2 separate regions of the Homo sapiens genome follow, and region 2 is linked to region 1. The links are chromatin loops, found by intact Hi-C in ENCODE. Cell type or tissue: OCI-LY7. All regions are shown on one strand. Each heading gives the region's core, and the rest is flanking DNA. Links, peaks and the distances in the headings are about the cores only. Region 1 holds the start of CHCT1 (CHD1 helical C-terminal domain containing 1). Region 2 overlaps LINC01999 (long intergenic non-protein coding RNA 1999).

The links. Hi-C counts contacts between places; a loop is a spot of excess contacts. Peaks named below come from ENCODE experiments on the same cell type or tissue, not always from the same donor. Only the 100,000 strongest peaks of a DNase experiment are listed, where the experiment ranks them.
Region 2: it touches region 1 in a loop (2.0-fold over the local background); 12 of 110 quality-filtered maps call a loop at or near these places.

The regions. Positions count from the first base shown.
Region 1 is chr17:60,416,831-60,425,162 of GRCh38, reverse strand. CHCT1 (CHD1 helical C-terminal domain containing 1) reads right to left here and starts at 2,674. Exons shown (of 6, transcript NM_181707.3): 1 at 2,520-2,674. The coding sequence starts at 2,570. LOC105371850 (a long non-coding RNA gene) reads left to right here and starts at 7,758. Exons shown (of 3, transcript XR_934893.3): 1 at 7,758-7,854. It also overlaps a transcript of USP32 not described here. RefSeq lists silencers at 3,138-3,207, 3,318-3,417, 3,428-3,847. In OCI-LY7, for the core only: CTCF peaks have their summits at 3,440 and 3,653; DNase peaks (open chromatin) are centred at 3,462 and 3,752; H3K4me3 peaks cover 711 bases.
Region 2 is chr17:60,565,161-60,573,492 of GRCh38, reverse strand. LINC01999 (long intergenic non-protein coding RNA 1999) reads right to left here. Exons shown (of 4, transcript NR_126009.1): 2 at 8,054-8,160. It also overlaps the pseudogene RPSAP66. Among named protein-coding and RNA genes, the nearest start is that of LINC01999, 4.8 kb to the right of the region's middle. In OCI-LY7, for the core only: a CTCF peak has its summit at 3,561 (motif pointing right); a DNase peak (open chromatin) is centred at 3,532.

The DNA.
Region 1 (8,332 bases), core at 263-8,262:
GAGTTCTGGACTGGGGTTTTTAAGGAGATCATGGAGTGGGAGGGATTGAAAAAACTGGGGCCATTGATTGGTCAGAGTCGGGGGATGAAATTATGAGGATGTGGAAACTGCATTCTTTGGTGAATCAGGTTTTTGAAGGGTTCTTTAGACCAACTGCCATCTGTAGTTTGAGTGGTATGTAGGATCTGAAATAATATTTAAAGAGAAAACGCAATGCTTCATAATGTTCGAGCTGTTATCTGCAGAGCAGTTAAGGGAGTATCCTTGTAACAGGGTCTATGGAATTCCTTTTTTTTTTTATTCACTCTATCACCCAGGCTGGAGTGCAGTGGTGTGATCTCGGCTCACTGCAACCTTGGCCTCCCGGGTTCAAGCGATTCTCCTGCCTCAGCCTCCCGAGTAGCTGGGATTACAGGCGTGCACCACAACGCCTGGCTAATTTTGTATTTTTAGTAGAGACCATGTTGGCCAGTCTGGTCTCAAACTCCTGACCTCAAGTGATCCACCCACCTCGGCTCCCAAAATGCTGGGATTACAGGCATGAGCCACCGCACCCAGGGTCTACGGAATTCTAAGGAAACAGGCACCAAAGAACTCCAAGGAAGTGGGTCAGAGAGCAGGCTGACCTCATGATTCATGCTGAATGAGCTGCAAGCTCAGTTAATTTTCATTTTTCCCCTCTTTTTTTCTGATTAATTTTATAAAGTTTCTAGGGACGGTTTCAATATCATTAACCCTAGTTACAGATGAGAACAATGAGGCATCAAAAGATTTAAGCAGCTCCTTGGGGGAATGAACAGGGATTCATTTACTCACTCACTTGGCAAATGTTTACTGACTGCATCAGACTGGGCCCATTTCTTTGCATCCCTAGCCTCTAGCATCGTCATGTGATATGGTTTGAATGTGTGTCCCCTCTAAATCTCATGTTGAAACGTGATCCCCAATGTTGGAGGCAGGGTCTGATGGGAGGTGTTTGGGTCATGGGGGTGGATCCTTCATGAATGGGCTTGGTGCCCTCCCTGCCCCAATTAAGTGAGTTCTCACTCTGTCAGTTCATGTGAGAGCTGGTTGGTAACAAGAGCCTGACACGCCCTCCTCTCTCTCTTGCTTGCTCTCTCACCATGTGACAAGCTTGCTCCCTCTTCATCTTCTGTCATGCTTGTAAGCTTCCTGAGGCCCTCACCAGAAGCAGATGCTTCGTGTACAGCCTGCAGGACTGTGAGCCAAATAAACCTCTTTTCTTTATAAATTGCCTAGCCTCAAGTATTCCTTTATAGGAATGCAAAATGGACTAATAAACCATGCATCTAATGACTATTCAGAAAAAGTGGATGATGGTGATGATGAGAAAGAACCTTTGACCACAAAAGTGGGGCAAAGAAAGCTGAAAATTAGGCCAGGCCCAGTGGCTCACGCCTGTAATCCCAACATTTTAGGAGGCTGAAGTGGGTGGATTGCTTGAGCCCAGAAGTTCAAGACCAGCCTGGCCAGCATGGCAAAACCCAATTTCTACCAAAAATACAAAAAAATCAGCTAAGTGTGGTGGCACGTGCCTGTAATCCCATCTACTTGGGAGGCTGGGGCAGGAGAATTGCTGGAACCCAGGAGGTGGAGGTTGCAGTGAGCCGAGACTGAGCCACTGCACTCCAGCCTGGGTGACAGAGCAAAACTGGGCACAGTGGCTCACACCTGTAATCCCAGCATTTTGGGAGGCCGAGATGGGTGGATCACCTGAAGTCAGGAGTTCAAGACCAGCCTGGCCAACATGGCGAAACCCCCTCTCTACCAAAAATACAAAAATTAGCCAGGTGTGGTAATGCATACCTGTAATCCCATCTACTCAGGAGGCTGAGGCAGGATAAATTGCTCCAACCCAGGGGGCAGAGGTTGCAGTGGGCCAAGATCATGCCACTGCAGTCCAGCCTAGGTGACAGAGTGAGACTCTGTCTCAAAAAAAAAAAAAGAACAAAGAAAAAAAGAAAGCTGAAAATAAGTGGCAACAAAGTGACTGTGAAATAACACTAGAAGTCAGAACTGGATTTGCCCCTCACCTTTCAAAAGCTTCTCAGAAAAGTATGAATTCTAGTCTGTGTTCGGGGAGAACAAGGAAGATCCCGTCCAGACCACTCTGAAGGGAAAGGCCAGGGGGAGGGAGGTGCATGGAGAGGAGATGGGACACAGGCTCCTCCAGGTCCTAGAGACAGGACTCTGGCTGATCAACTCCTCCAACACAGCACACACACCACACAACCACACACAGACCATGTGTATACATACACATACTCTCAAGTCTTCATAACCAACAATGAGAGGCGACCTCTTCCCCATCATCTCGCCAGGAACACAGGTCATGCATAAACTTCTGAATGAATGAAAGTTCTTGTGCTTTAGGCCTCTTGCTATCTCAGGTACCCTATCATTGTTCTTCTCTTCTTTCCTGAATTTCATGTTCTCTACTTTCCAAAACCAGCCCCTCCGGGACCCTCCTTCCCTCCCTCCCTCACACCCCACTTCACCTGCTCTAGTGGCTTGTCCCCTTCACCCCCTTGCCCATCTGAGGCCTCCATCTCAGCAGGTGTGCCGGTAGGCTCCAGGGTGGCACTCCCCACGTCCCCTCTGGCTTCTGACCCACTGCTTCTGTGACCTAGCCGTCTCAGGGAGTGGGCGGTTTGGCTCCAGAACTCGGAGCAAAGCCACGGCAACCGCCAACACAGAACCCAGCCCCCCACCCCGCTCCCATTTCCTCATTCTTAGGGGTGGCTGCAGCTGGCCCCTCCAGCTGGGATCTGGACTAGGGAACGGAGCAAGATGTGCGGGGTCGAGCGAAGACTTTGGCAGAGCGCACAGCAGGCCAGGAGAGGCTGGCGCCCCTTCTCCCAAGAATACTGTCAGATGCTGATCCTGACACCACCTGGTAAGGCTGTTGAACTCATTTTCCTGCACGTGTGCCATTCCTGCCTGCTGGGTTACGCCGTGGTGGGGGCTCCCCGAGAGGAAAGCACAGTTTGTAAAATTCTTTTCTGATTTGGGACAGAGGTCTAGGGAGAGCTGAAAGGGAGAAGGGACACAGTGAGCCAGCACTGCCCCTGCGGCCTCCAGGAAGTTGTTAATAATAAGCCCTCCGTGCTGGGTGCTGGGTGCTGGGTACTGGGTGGGATGTGTGTGTTTTGGGGGTGTATAAAGATCCCCGCCAGTGCCTACGGGCTCTGTAACCCTCCCCGCGGCCTTCCCTGGGGCAGGTACCGCAGCGGTCCCGCTTCACACAGGAGGCGCTGAGACGCGGGCAAGTCCCGTCGCCGGCCTCGTGTGCGCAGCCACCAGGCGGGGAGCCGGGTGTCGGCGAAAGTCCCGCCACCCCGACTCTTCCTACCCGCGAGCCCTCCAGGGACCCGAGGCCGAGGGCGGAAACGCGGTGGGCAGAGTCCGGGTGTAGTCTGAGTTGGCCGGGCAGGGCCGGGAGGTGCTCAGGAGGCCCCGGGACCCTCGCCCCTGGCGCGGCAGCAGCGCCCCCTCGCGTCCCTGGGCGGCACACGGCGGGGTCCCGGCGACGAGAGACCGTTGCCCCCGCAGTTTCCTCACTCGAGCCACCTTTTCTTCCCTGAAACTAGGAATTCCTTCTCCCGGACCTTCCTTCGTGTCCTCTGGGCCCGGGCCCAGTTGTCCCCACTCAGTGTGGCCCTGTTCTTCGCCTGCCTTCGCGACAGTGCGGTGGGACCGCCGTCGGCCCGGGCCTCCCCTGCCACCCAGCGGCCACCTCGGGCACAGGAGAGGGGCATAGCGGCTTCAAGTAGGGGTAGCCCGGAGGCCCGGAGCTTTGGAGGAGCACCCTTTGAGTCCAGAAACTTTTTAACTTGTCCTCTATGCCAGCATGTTCAGCAAACGTCTTGTTGTTATTGTTGTCGTTGTTGTTGTTGTAAGGGGAGGAATAAACCTTCCACTTATCCGCCTCCAAGATGGAAGGTCTGTTTTCTGATCATTAATTCCAGATTATTTTGCGAGTATTAAGAAGGATAATTATATTGGCAAGAGCAAGGGGAAAGGAACCTTTACATACGTTCCTACTGGCAGTGAGATTGGTAAACAATGTATTTTAAAGTGTTTAAATGTGCATGCTCTGTGACTCACCAATTCTACTTATAGGAGGAATTAGTCCTAAGGAGAGAAGATGATGAGGACTGTTACAATAGTGACAATTTGGAAACAATTGCAGTGTCACTAATAGAATACATAAATCATGGTATATTCATAAAAACATGAAATATGTCACTATATATCTATTGACATGGAAAACAGGAACTAAAAGGTATGATTCCATTTTTGTACATATATATTTATATATGCATAGAAAAAAGTCTTGAAGGATACACTTCAAAATATCAAAGGTAATTTTTCACTTTCTTCACATATTATCTGTATTTTTAACAATAACAATTATGCTTTACTTTTACAGTCAGGAAAGAGGTTTTTTTGTTTGTTTGTTTGTTGTTTGTTTTTGAGACGGAGTTTTGCTCTTATTGCCCAGGCTGGAGCAATGGCGTGATCTCGGCTCACTGCAACTTCCGCCTCTCGGGTTCAAGCCATTCTCCTGCCTCAGCCTCCCGAGTAGCTGGGATTACAGGCTTGTGCCACCGCGTCTGGCTAATTTTGTATTTTTAGTAAAGACGGGGTTTCTCCATGTTGGTCACGCTGGTGTCTAACTCCCGACTTCAGGTGATCTGCTTGCCTCAGCCTCCCAAAGTGCTAGGATTACAGGCGTGAGCCACCGCGTCCGGCCAGGAAAGAGTCTTTTTTAAAAATCTACTCATAAGGATTAAATAACATCATTAAAAACATTATATAATGCTAAGTTTTAAAACAACATAATTCTGCCGGGTGCGGTGGCTCACACCTATAATCGCAGCAGTTTGAGAGGCCGAGGTGGGTGGGTCACCTGAGATCAGGAGTTTGAGACCAGCCTGGCCAACATGGCAAAACCCTCTACTAAAACTCTCTACTATTTTTAGTCTCTACTAAAAATACAAAATAAAATAAAGTAAAACAAAATAAATAAAATAAAACAAAACAAATAAAATAAAATAAAATAAAATAAACAAAATAAATAAAATAAAAATAAAAATACTAAAAATACAAAAATTAGCCAGGCGCGGTGGTGCATGCCTGTAATCCCAGCTACTCAGGAGGCTGAGGCAGGAGAATCGCTTGAACTCGGGAGGCAGAGGTTGCAGTGAGCCAAGACCATGCCCCTGCACTCCAGCTAGAGCAACAGAGCAAGACTCCGACTCAAATAATAATAATAAAATAATAATAATAATAATAATAATAATAATAATAATAATAATAATTTTTTTTAACCTTGAGTTGCAGGTTTGTTATATAGATAAACCTGTGTCATGGGGGTTTGTTGCACAGAATTTTTTTTTTTTTTTTGAGATGGTGTCTCGCTGTGTCACCCAGGCTGGAATGCAGTGGCGCCATCTCTGCTCACTGCAAGCTCCGCCTCCCGGGTTCACGCCATTCTCTTGCCTCAGCCTCCCGAGTAGCTGGGACTACAGGCCCCTGCCACCACGCCCGGCTAATTTTTTTGTATTTCTAGTAGAGACGGGGTTTCACTGTGTTAGCCAGGATGGCCTCCATCTCCTGACCTCGTGATCCACCTCAGCCTCCCAAAGTGCTGGGATTACAGGCATGAGCCACCGTGCCCAGCCTGTTGCACAGATTATTTTGTTACCCAGGTATTAAGCCTAGTACCCATTAGTTATTTTTCCTGATCCTCTCACTTCTCCCACCCTCCACTCTCTGGTAGGCCCCAGTGTGTGTTGTTCCCCTCTACGTGTTCATGTGTTCTCATCATTTAGCTCCTACTTATAAGTGAGAACATGCGGTATTTGGTTTTCTGTTCCTATGTTAGTTTTCTAAGGATAATGGCCTTCAGCTCCATCAATGTTCCTGCAAGGGACATGATCTCGTTCTTTTTTATGGCTGTATAGTATTCCATGATGGATATTACCACATTTTCTTTATTCAGTCTACCATTGATGGGCATTTAGGTTGATTCCATGTCTTTGCTATTGTGAATAGTGCTGTAATAAATATACGAGTGCATGTGTCTTTATGGTAGAATGATTTATATTCCTTTGGGTATATATCCAGTAACAGGATTGCTGGGTTGAATGGTAGTTCTGTTTTTAGCTCTTTGAGGATTCACCACACTACTTTCCGCTATGGTTGAACTAATTTACACTCCTACCAACAGTGTAGAAGTGTTTCTTTTTCTCTGCAACCTTGCCAGCATTTGTTATTTTTTGACTTTTTAATCATCATCATTCTGACTGGTGTGAGGTGGTATCTCACTGTGGTTTTGATTTGCATTTCTTTAATGACCAGTGATGTTGAGCTTTTTTTCATATGCTTATTGGTTGCATGTATATTTTCTTTTGAAAAGTGTCTGTTCATGTCCTTTGATGGCTTTTTAATGGGGTTGTTTGTTTTTATTCTTGTAAATGTATTTAAGTTCCTTTCAGATGCTGGATATTAGACCTTTGTAGGATGCATAGTTTGCAAAATTTTTCTCCCATTTTGTAGGTTGTCTGTTTACTCTATTGATAATTTATTTTGCTGTGCAGAAGCTCTTTAGTTTAATTAGATCCCATTAGTCACTTTTTGCTTTTGTTGAAACTGCTTTTGGTGACAGAACACAATTCTGAGAAGATGCAGTAGAATACAAAAAAGGAAAAGTTAATAGTAAAAAAAAAAAAAAAAAAAACAGAGGCCAGGCACGGTGGCTCACACCTGTAATCCCAGCACTTTGGGAGGCCAAAGCGGGTGGATTGCCTGAGGTCAGGAGTTTGAGACTAGCCTGGCCAAGATGGTGAAATGCTGTCTCTACTAAAAATACAAAAATTAGCCAGGCGAGGGGTCTCACGCCTGTAATCCCAGCACTTTGGGAGGCTGAGGCAGGCAGATCACCTGAGGTCGGGAGTTTGAGACCAGCCTGACTGACATGGAGAAACCCCGTCTCTACTAAAAATACAAAATTAGCTGGGCGTGGTAGCACATGCCTATAATCCCAGCTACTAGGGAGGCTGAGGCAGGAGAATCGCTTGAACCTGGGAGGCAGAGGTTGTGGTGAGCCGAGATCGTGCCATTGCACTCCAGCCTGGGTAACAAGAGTGAAACTCCGTCTCAAAAAAAAAAAAAAAAAGATTAGCCGGACGTGGTGGTGGACGCCTGTAGCCCCAGCTACTCAGGAGGCTGAGGCAGGAGAATCGCTTGAACCCAGGAGGCAGAGGTTGCAGTGAGCTTCGATTGTGCCACTGCCCTCCAGCCTGGGCGACACAGCAAGACTCTGTCTCAAAATAAAAATAAAAATAAAAATAAATAAATACATAAAAATTTTAAAAATCAGGCTGGGCACAATGGCTCAAGCCTGTAATCCCAGCACACTTTGGGAGGCTGAGGCAGGCGGATCACTTGAGGTCAGGAGTTCGAGACCAGCCTGGCCAACATGGCGAAATCCTGTCTTTACTAAAAATACAAAAATTAGCTGGGTGTGGTGGCAGGCACCTGTAATCCCAGCTACTCAGGAGGCTGAGGCAGGAGAAACGCTTGAACCTGGGAGGCAGATGTTGTAGTGAGCCGAGATCATGGCACTGCACTCCAGCCTGGGCGACAAGAGCGAGACTCTGTCACAAAAAAAAAAAAAAAAATTAAAAATCAGCTGGGCATGTGGCTTATGCTTGTATTCTCAGCACTTTGGGAGGCCAAGGCAAGAGGATCTTTTGAGCCTAGGAGTTAGAGACCAGCATGGGCAACATAGAGAGACTCCCCACCAAAAATACAGAACATAAAAGGGTATGTATGCTACACTTCATAAGTGGACACAAATATGGATCAAGACTGGAAGAAAATACAGTTAAAATAAAAAGAAAGAAAGAAAGAAATTTGCTGGGCACAGTGGTTCACACCTGTAATCCCAGCACTTTGGGAGGCTGAGGTGGGTGGATCACCTGAGGTCAGGAGTTCGAGACCAGCCTGGCCAACACGGTTAAAACCAGTCTCTACTAAAAATATAAAAATTAACTGGGTGTGGTGGTGCATACCTGTAATCCCAGCTATTTAGGAGGCTGAGGCAGGAGAATGGCTTGAACCCAAGAGGGGGAGGTTGCAGTGAGCCGAGATCACACCACTGTACTCCAACCTGCGTGACAGATTGAGACTCTGTCTCAAAAAAAAAAAAAAAGGAATTGGATATATACATACATATATAAATACATGAATATATGTGTGTGTGTGCATGTGTGTGTATATATATCCCCAGTTCAATTCAGAA
Region 2 (8,332 bases), core at 77-8,076, 150 kb before region 1:
CACATCTGTGACAAATTTAGACCTTGCCAAAGAGGTAAAGAGGCCATTGGATAAGGTAATGCAAGCCTAACCAAGTACTGAAGGTGAAACAAATTCTTCAGTGGGGAGCTAAATTTTAAGCTCCTCATAAGGCAAATGGAATGTTCATAGAGATTTTCCTTCAGAGGTTTCTACTTAGATCATTCTTTGGAATGCTCTATTCCAACCCTTTGATATATGTAGAGGGAGAGGCTAGGCTGCCCTTTCCCAGACACTGGTGAGCTGAGCAGTCTCTGTTAAAAATCTGTATTTATTTTTGCACACAAGTCCAAGAAAACATTATCAATTCTTTACAGGCAAAAGGAGATTTATTGGGTTTATTATTATTACTTTTTGAGACAGAGTCTCACTCTATAATCCAGGGTGGAGTGCAGTGGCACGATCTTAGCTTATGGCAACCTCTGCCTCCTGGGCTCAAGAGATCCTCCTACCTCTGCCTCCCCAGTAGCTGGAACCAAAGGCATATGCCACCATCCCCAGCTTATTTTTTAATTTTTATTTTTTGTAGAGACAGGGTTTTGCCATGTTGCCCAGGTTGGTCTCAAACTCCTGGGCTCAAGCGATCTGCCTACTTGGCCTCCCAAAGTGCTGGGATTACAGGCATGAGCCACCATGCCTGGCCCAGGAGATTTATTAATCAGCAAATGTATGTTGAGTACCTACTTGTACTTGGATCTTAGGTTTTGAGGAGGAAATAGGTGATCAATAAATTAACCAGATAAATTTATACCGGCTATGAAGAAAAAAAACAAAGTAATATGTTACGGTGTTGGGAGTGTGTATATGGTGGCTACTTTTGGTGATCAAGGTTGTTTTCTTTGAGAAAGTGACAGTTGAATTGAGATTTGAATGACAAGATGCTGCCAGTCATGTGAAGCCACAGAAAGAAAGTGTTCCAGGCAGAAGGAACAACTCCTCCACACACCCTAAGACAGGAATAGGCTGGTTTGTTTGAGAAACAGAAAGAAGGCCAGTGTGGCAACAGCATATTAAGCATAGAGAGATAAAAAATGGGAATAGATGTCACCCCACTTAACCAAATAAAACATCGGGAGTGAATAAGTATACTCTTCTTTTTACTTTTTTTGAGATGGAGTCTCACTCTACTGCCCAGACTGGAGTGCAGTGGTATGATCTCGGCTTACTGCAACCTCCTCCTCCCAAGTTCAAGCAATTCTGGCTCAGCCTCTCGAGTAGCTGGGATGACAGGTACCCACCACCATGCCCAGCTAATTTTTGTATTTTTAGTAGAGACAGGTTTTCACCATGTTGGCCAAGCTTGTCTCAAACTCCTGACCTCAAGTGATCTGCCCACCTCAGCCTCCCAAAGTGCTGGGATTACAGGCATGAGCCACCGCACTTGGCCCAGAATAAGTATACTCTTCTTAACTTACTAAGAGCAAAAATGGACTTCAGAATGCTTTCTCACTTGTCTCCTAGTGAACACAGATTGGGTTCCCTTCAAAGCAGAGGCTGAGACAAGGAATTGAATTAAGGTAGTTTATTTGGAAAGTGATCACAGGAGAGATGGAGGACAGTAAAACAGAGGAGCAAAAGATCATATAAAGGTAATTATCCAGGTTGCGACTGTGGAGATCAGGAGCTCCAGTCAGCCAGGGCCTCCAAGAATGATTCTTCCAAAGGAAAGGAGGCTGGATCATCACCTATTCCTGTCCCCCTCTGCCTGAGGGTTACCCTGGACTGCACTTGTCCATGGGTCTAGCAGGTTCCTGTGGCACTGAAGAATGTCCTGGGCATTGAACAAGATGCACACAGGTACTCATGGACACCATTAGTGCTAGGTGCATCTGAACTTGTATGGAACTATTCAGCACAGCTGTGTCTAAAAGCAGAGACATACGGAGGGGACATTATATAAGACCCTAGGGGGTCTGCCATAGGTGCCTCTCATGATTTTTGAAACTTTCTCATCCAAAAAATTATTCACCCCATAATTTCTAATAGGTGTTTATTTGTGTCCCTTCCTGTAGCTGAAATTGAAATGTGAAATTGCTAGTGGGCAGAGAGGAGGAAATGAACCATTTCCCAAACCCAGGACGGAGCAACACAAAGGAAGAAACAGAAAAGGGCTGTAATGGGCTGCTGTGTGACTCAGGAAAGGTGGAGTCACAGATAATTTGAAGTTCCAAGTACTCTCAAAAGTTTCAGCAATTTTTCTGTCTAAACTCAGAAACTGGATCTCAGTTTTGCCCTGACATTTCTCAAAAGAAGATTTCAGGGATCTTATCTGAAAGTACTCCATATTTGAAAGAAAGGAATGCCTCCTATCTTTGTTTAAAATATTTCCAGAGTTTTAAATTACTACTCTTAGGGGTGGGGAGAAACAGTCATGATTTATATGTTTTTTTTCAAACAATAAAGTACCTATTGAATTCTCATATTATGTTTGGAATTTTAGTTTAGCGATTTTCCTGCTGAGTGTAAACTATTCTATGCAGTTGGAGAGGGGACATACTAATTACTAACTTCCCATCATTGCCCAGCACATGAACCTTTGTTCCATATACTTTCCCCAAATATTTTGCCATTACAATAGCTAGCAACTTGGATGTCATAACAACATGAATTGGAACAACCAACATTTTCTTCTTGATGTTAATTCTTTTGTATTTTTTTTTCAGACAGAGTCTTGCTCTGTTGCCCAGGCTGGAGTGCAGTGGCGCAATCTTGGCTCACTGCAATCTCCTCCTCCCTGGTTCAAGTGATCCTCCTGCCTCAGCCTCCTGAGTAGCTGAAATTACAGGCATGAACCATCATGCTCGGCTAATTTTTGTATTTTTAGTGGAGATGGGGTTTCACCATGTTGGCCAGATTGGTCTTGAACTCCTGACCTCAAGTGATCCGCCCACCTCAGCCTCCCAAAGTGCTGGGATTACAGGTGTGAGCCACCGTGCCTGCCCCCAATATTTTCTTTTGAATTATTATGTCATGATTAATTTGGAGGGAAGCAGAAAAGACAGGATAAAAGTCTTCACAGGGCAGGACACGGTGGCTCATGCCTGTAATCCCAGCACTTTGGGAGGCCAAGGCAGGTGGATCGCCTGAGGTCGGGAGTTCGAGACCAGCCTGACCAACATGGAGAAACCCTGTCTATACTAAAAATACAAGATTAGCCGGGCGTGGTGGTGCATGCCTGTAATCCCAGCTACTCTGGAGGCTGAAGCAGGAGAATCACTTGAACCCAGGAGGCAGAGGTTGCAGTGAGCCGAGATCGTGCCATTGCACTCCAGCCTGGGCAACAAGAGCAAAACTCCATTTCAAAAAAAAAAAAAGAAAGAAAGAAAAAGAAAGAAAGAAAGAAAGAAAGAAAGAAAGAAAGAAAGAAAGAAAGAAAGAAAGAAAGAAAGAAAGAAAAAGAAAAGTCATCACAGGCCATTTGGCTGGTTTGTGTGCTGAAGTGGACCCAGCTGGAGGGTTTGCTAAATCCCTGGGCTCACTCTCGTGATTATCCCATGACTGGTTGTTATCATGAAAACCTTACTAGCTCTGTCCACTAGGTGGCATTTTCAAAATAGAACGTATAAAATTATTTTGCAAGATCTGCTTTTGCCAAATTAGAGAATGATTCAAAGTTATAAGGTTGATGTCTAGTTTCAGAGAGGGTGCATCCTTTAGGAAGAAACTAGACCCGTAAGGACTCTCATCACTAGATGAGAAAGGTAGTATATTACATATTGCCAGGATGTAAGAGAGATTTCTGTTGCCAGCCCTCTGTTAGCTGCAGAGAATCAGATGTCGTCTGGGCTCATGTGCGACTTTTAATACAAATTTGGCAGAGGGTAGAATAGAGGTTTATTAGGATGCGAGGGAGAAAAGGGAGGGGCCTGTTATGAAGAAAGGCTGTGAACATAGAAGTCTAAAGGACACATGAAGAAAACTTTTCTCAGCTATAATAGTCCTGAACATTTTTCTTTTTCCTTTTTTTAGATGGAGGCTCACTCTGTCACCCAGACTGGAGTGCAGTGGCACAGTCTCGGCTCATTGCAACCTCCGCCTTCCAGGTTCAAGCGATTATCCTGCCCCAGCCTCCCGAGTAGCTGGGATTACTGGCACGTGCCACCACACTGACTGATTTTTGTATTTTTAGTAGAGACAGGGTTTCACCATGTTGGCCAGGCTGGTCTCAAACTCCTGACCTCAGGTGATCCACCCACCTCAGCCTCCCAAAGTGCTGGAATTACAGGCGTGAACTACTGTGCCCGGCCAAAAATATTCTTAAGAAATAGGGAGGATGTCTGGGACCCGAAAGGATTTTGTAAACTAGCAGTTAGTGATTTCAGAAACTGCTGGATCTCCCTCAGAGAAGGCCCAAGTTCAGGAAAATGTTGAAAGATACCCTCTGAAAGCAGCAAATGAAGAGCAGGGCTGGGACTAGCGCAAGGCAAGTGAGGAACCGGTCGTGCACAGATGCTCACCCACAGTGTCCTCCAAGTGCAGGTATATGGAAAATAGAACTTTTTAATCAGGAGCAGTGGCTCACACCTGTAATCTCAGCACTTTGGGAGGCCAAGAGAGGATCACTTGAGCCCAGGAGTTCAAGACCAGCCTGGGCAACATAGTGAGAGACCCCATCTCTACAAAAAAATTCAAAAATTAGTGAGGTGTTGTGGTGTGGGCCTGTGGTCCCAGCTGCTTGGGAGGCTGAGGTGGGAGGATCACTTGAGCCCAGAAGGTCAAGGTCACAGTGAGCTGAGCTGGCGCCACTGCATTACAGGCTGGGTGACACAGCAAGACCTGTCTCAAAAAAAAAAAAAAAAAGAAAAGAAAAGTTATATTTAATTTTGTTAATTAATTTGGTTTTTTGAAATGAGGGTCTCTTTCTGTCACCCAGGTTGTACAGTGGCATGATCAAAGTTCACTGCATCCTTAACCTCCTGGGCTCAAGTGATCCTCCCACATCAGCGTGCCAAGCAGCTGGGGGACCACTGGTATGTGCCACCATGTCTGGCTAATTTTTGTATTTTTTGGGAGAGACAGAGGTCTCACTATATTGCCCAGGCTGGTCTTGAACTTCTGGCCTCAAATGATCCTCCTTTCTTGGCCTCCCAAAGTGCTAGGATTACAGACATGAGCCACCATGCCCAGCCAAATAGAACTTTCCTACAGTTCAATCTTAATTTATGACCTTGAGTCCCCATCCTGCCTGAAGCAGAAAACAATCTTATTAATCTAAGGCAAACTAAATCAAATTCAATTATATCTCAATTCATGTTTAAAATACCTTAGTTTACGTTTCTTTCTACTTGATCTTTCTTCCTTTTGGAGTTAATACTCCTGGGAAGGGGGGTAAAAATGCTACCAGGGTGGTTGTAAGAGTGAGCAGAGGTTGTGACATTCTCAGTCTCTACCTATCTGGTCATCTCTGCTGACTGATTTTATCTTCTTTCTTAATATTTTTTGCTTTATGAGACAGAAACTGCTTTTGAACTTACAAAACAAAATTTACTGACTTTCATTTCTGACATTCCACAGTGATGTCCCCACCTGCCTCAGCCTCCCAAAGTGCTGGGATTACAGGCATGAGCCACTGCATCCAGCCCTCTCAGTAATTTCATCTCTAGGAGTTTATCTTAACAATAACACATAGGTGCACAAAGATGTAAAGAAGGTGGCAATATTATTAATAATATTAAAAATTAAATAAGTTGTGTCCATTAGGAGGAGATGGATTAAATTGTGGTACATCCATTATAATACTGTTAAGATTCTTCTGACTATAATCTGAGCGTGGTGGAGCATGCCTATAGTCCCAGCTACTTGGGAGGCTGAGGCAGGAGGATCACTTTAGCCCAAGGAGTTTGAGGCCAGCCTGGGCAACATAACAAGACCTCATCTCTAAAATAAAATAAAAAATTATTATTATTATTTTAAGCAAAAGAAACAGACTGGGTAGTTTTGGGGAAAATGAAAATATGTATTTCATGAAAAGGAAGAAAAAGCTGAAGAATTATTGTGCAGAAATGGATGGAATCAAGGCAGTTTCAGAGAAGATTGAAGGAGTTGTCCTATTTGTATAATTATTATTATTATTAAGACATAGTTTTACCCTGTCACCTATGCTGGACTGGAGTGGCATGATCTTGGCTCACTACAACCTCCGCCTCCTGGGTTCAAGCGATTCTTGTGCCTCAGCTACCCAAGTAGCTAGGACTACAGGCACCTGCCACCATACCCAGCTAATTTTTGTATTTTTAGTAGAGATGGGGTTTCACCGTGTTGGTCAGGCTGATCTCAAACTCCTGATCTCAGGAGATCCACCCTCCTCAGCCTCCCAAAGTGCTGGGATTACAAGCGTGAGTCACCGCACCAGGCCTATTCACATAATTCTGTATTCTGCGTGTGTATGTGTGTTTAACAAGAAGGACACATTATAATATTTAAAACTTTAGTAATGATTTTTTTTTACAATGGCTAGCATGAATAACGTAATCTTAGGGCAGCAATTTAGATTTATCAGGCTCAGTTTTACTATTTGTATAGATCTTCAAGTGACTCTTTCCAAATTCTCCTAGATGTGGTCTATTAGTTATCTGTTACTGCATAGCAAATTACCACAAAATTTGATGGCTTAAAACAACAAACGTTTCTTATTTCATAGTATCTGTGGGTCATAAATTGGGAAGGGGCTTAGCAGGGTGGTTCTGACTTAGGGTTTGTTTGTCATGAGGTACAATTTAGATATTGACTGGGGCTTCAATCTCTTAAGACTTGACTGGGGCTAGAGAATCCACCTTCAGGATGGCTCACTCACATGATGACTGTTAGCAGGAGGCCTCAGTTTCTTGTTGGCTCTTGGCTGAAGGCCTCAGTTCCTCACTACAAGTACCTCTCCATAGGGCTGCTTGAATGTCTTCACACCATAGCAGCTAGTGACTGATCCAAGAGACAGCAAGGCAAAAGCCACAAAGTCTTTCTATACACTAGCCTTTGAAGGGACATACCATTACTGTTGCAATTTTCTACTAGTCACACAGAGCAAATCTGGTACAATATGAGGGGACTACAAAAGGGTAAACACCAGGAGGCAGGGATCACTGGAGGTCATCTTGGAGGCTGCTGTATGGCAGATGTGCCTAACAGAAATAATTTAAGCATACCCGGAGAATGACCCTATGGCCTAAGAAGAATGTGTGTTCGGACGGCCCAGGGCAGTGGCTCATGCCTGTAATCCCAGCACTTTGGGATGCCAAGGCGGGTGGATCACCTGAGGTCAGGAGTTCGAGACCAGCCTGCCCAACATGGTGAAACCCCATCTCTACTAAAAATATAAAAATTAGACCAGGAGCGGTGGCTCATGCCTGTAATCCCAGCACTTTGGGAGGCCAAGGTGGGCAGATCACGAGGTCAAGAGATCGAGACCATCCTGGCCAACATGGTGAAACCCTGTCTCTACTAAAAATACAAAAATTAGCCGAGCATGGTGGTGCACACCTGTAGTCCCAGCTACTTGGGAAGCTGAGGCAGGAGAATCGCTTGAACCTGGGAGGCAGAGGTTGCAGTGAGCCAAGACCACACCACTGCACTCTAGCCTGGCAACAGAACGAGACAGCGTCTCAAAAAAATAAATAAATAAAAATAAATAAATAAATAAAAATTAGCCAGGCATTTTGGTGCGTGTCTGTAATCCCAGCTATTCAGGAGGCTGAGGCAGCAGAATCGCTTGAACCGAGGAGGTGGAGATTGTAGTGAACTGCACTCCAGTCTCCATCTCAAAAAAAAGAAGAATGCGTGTTCGGAACTCTGAGCTAAAGAATCTCTGGGAGTTCAATTGCTGGTCGGTTCACTCCTGGAACCTTCACTAACCAGATCCAGGAAACCTTCTGGGAGCCACAGCTTCTGGTGGTTATTGATTCCAACAATCCAACAACGACCACCGGCCTGTCACAGAGGCAACTTATGTTAATCTTATCTACCATCGCTCTGTGCAACACAGATTCTCCTTTGCGCTATGGGGACATTGCCATCCCATGCAACAACAAAGGAGCTTACTTACGGGTTTGATATGGTGGATGCTGGTTTGGGAACTTCTGTGCATGCATGGCACCATCTCCTGTGAACACTCATGGGAGCTCAGGCCTGATCTCTACTTTTATAGAGATCCTAAAGAGGTTGAAAAGGAAGGCCAGGTGTGGTGATTCACGCCTGTAATCCCATCACTTTGGGAGACCAAGGTGGGTGAATCACTGAGGTCAGGAGTTCAAGACCAGCCTGGCCAACATGGTGAAACCCGGTCTTTACTAAAAATACAAAAATTAGCTGGCATGGTGGCACG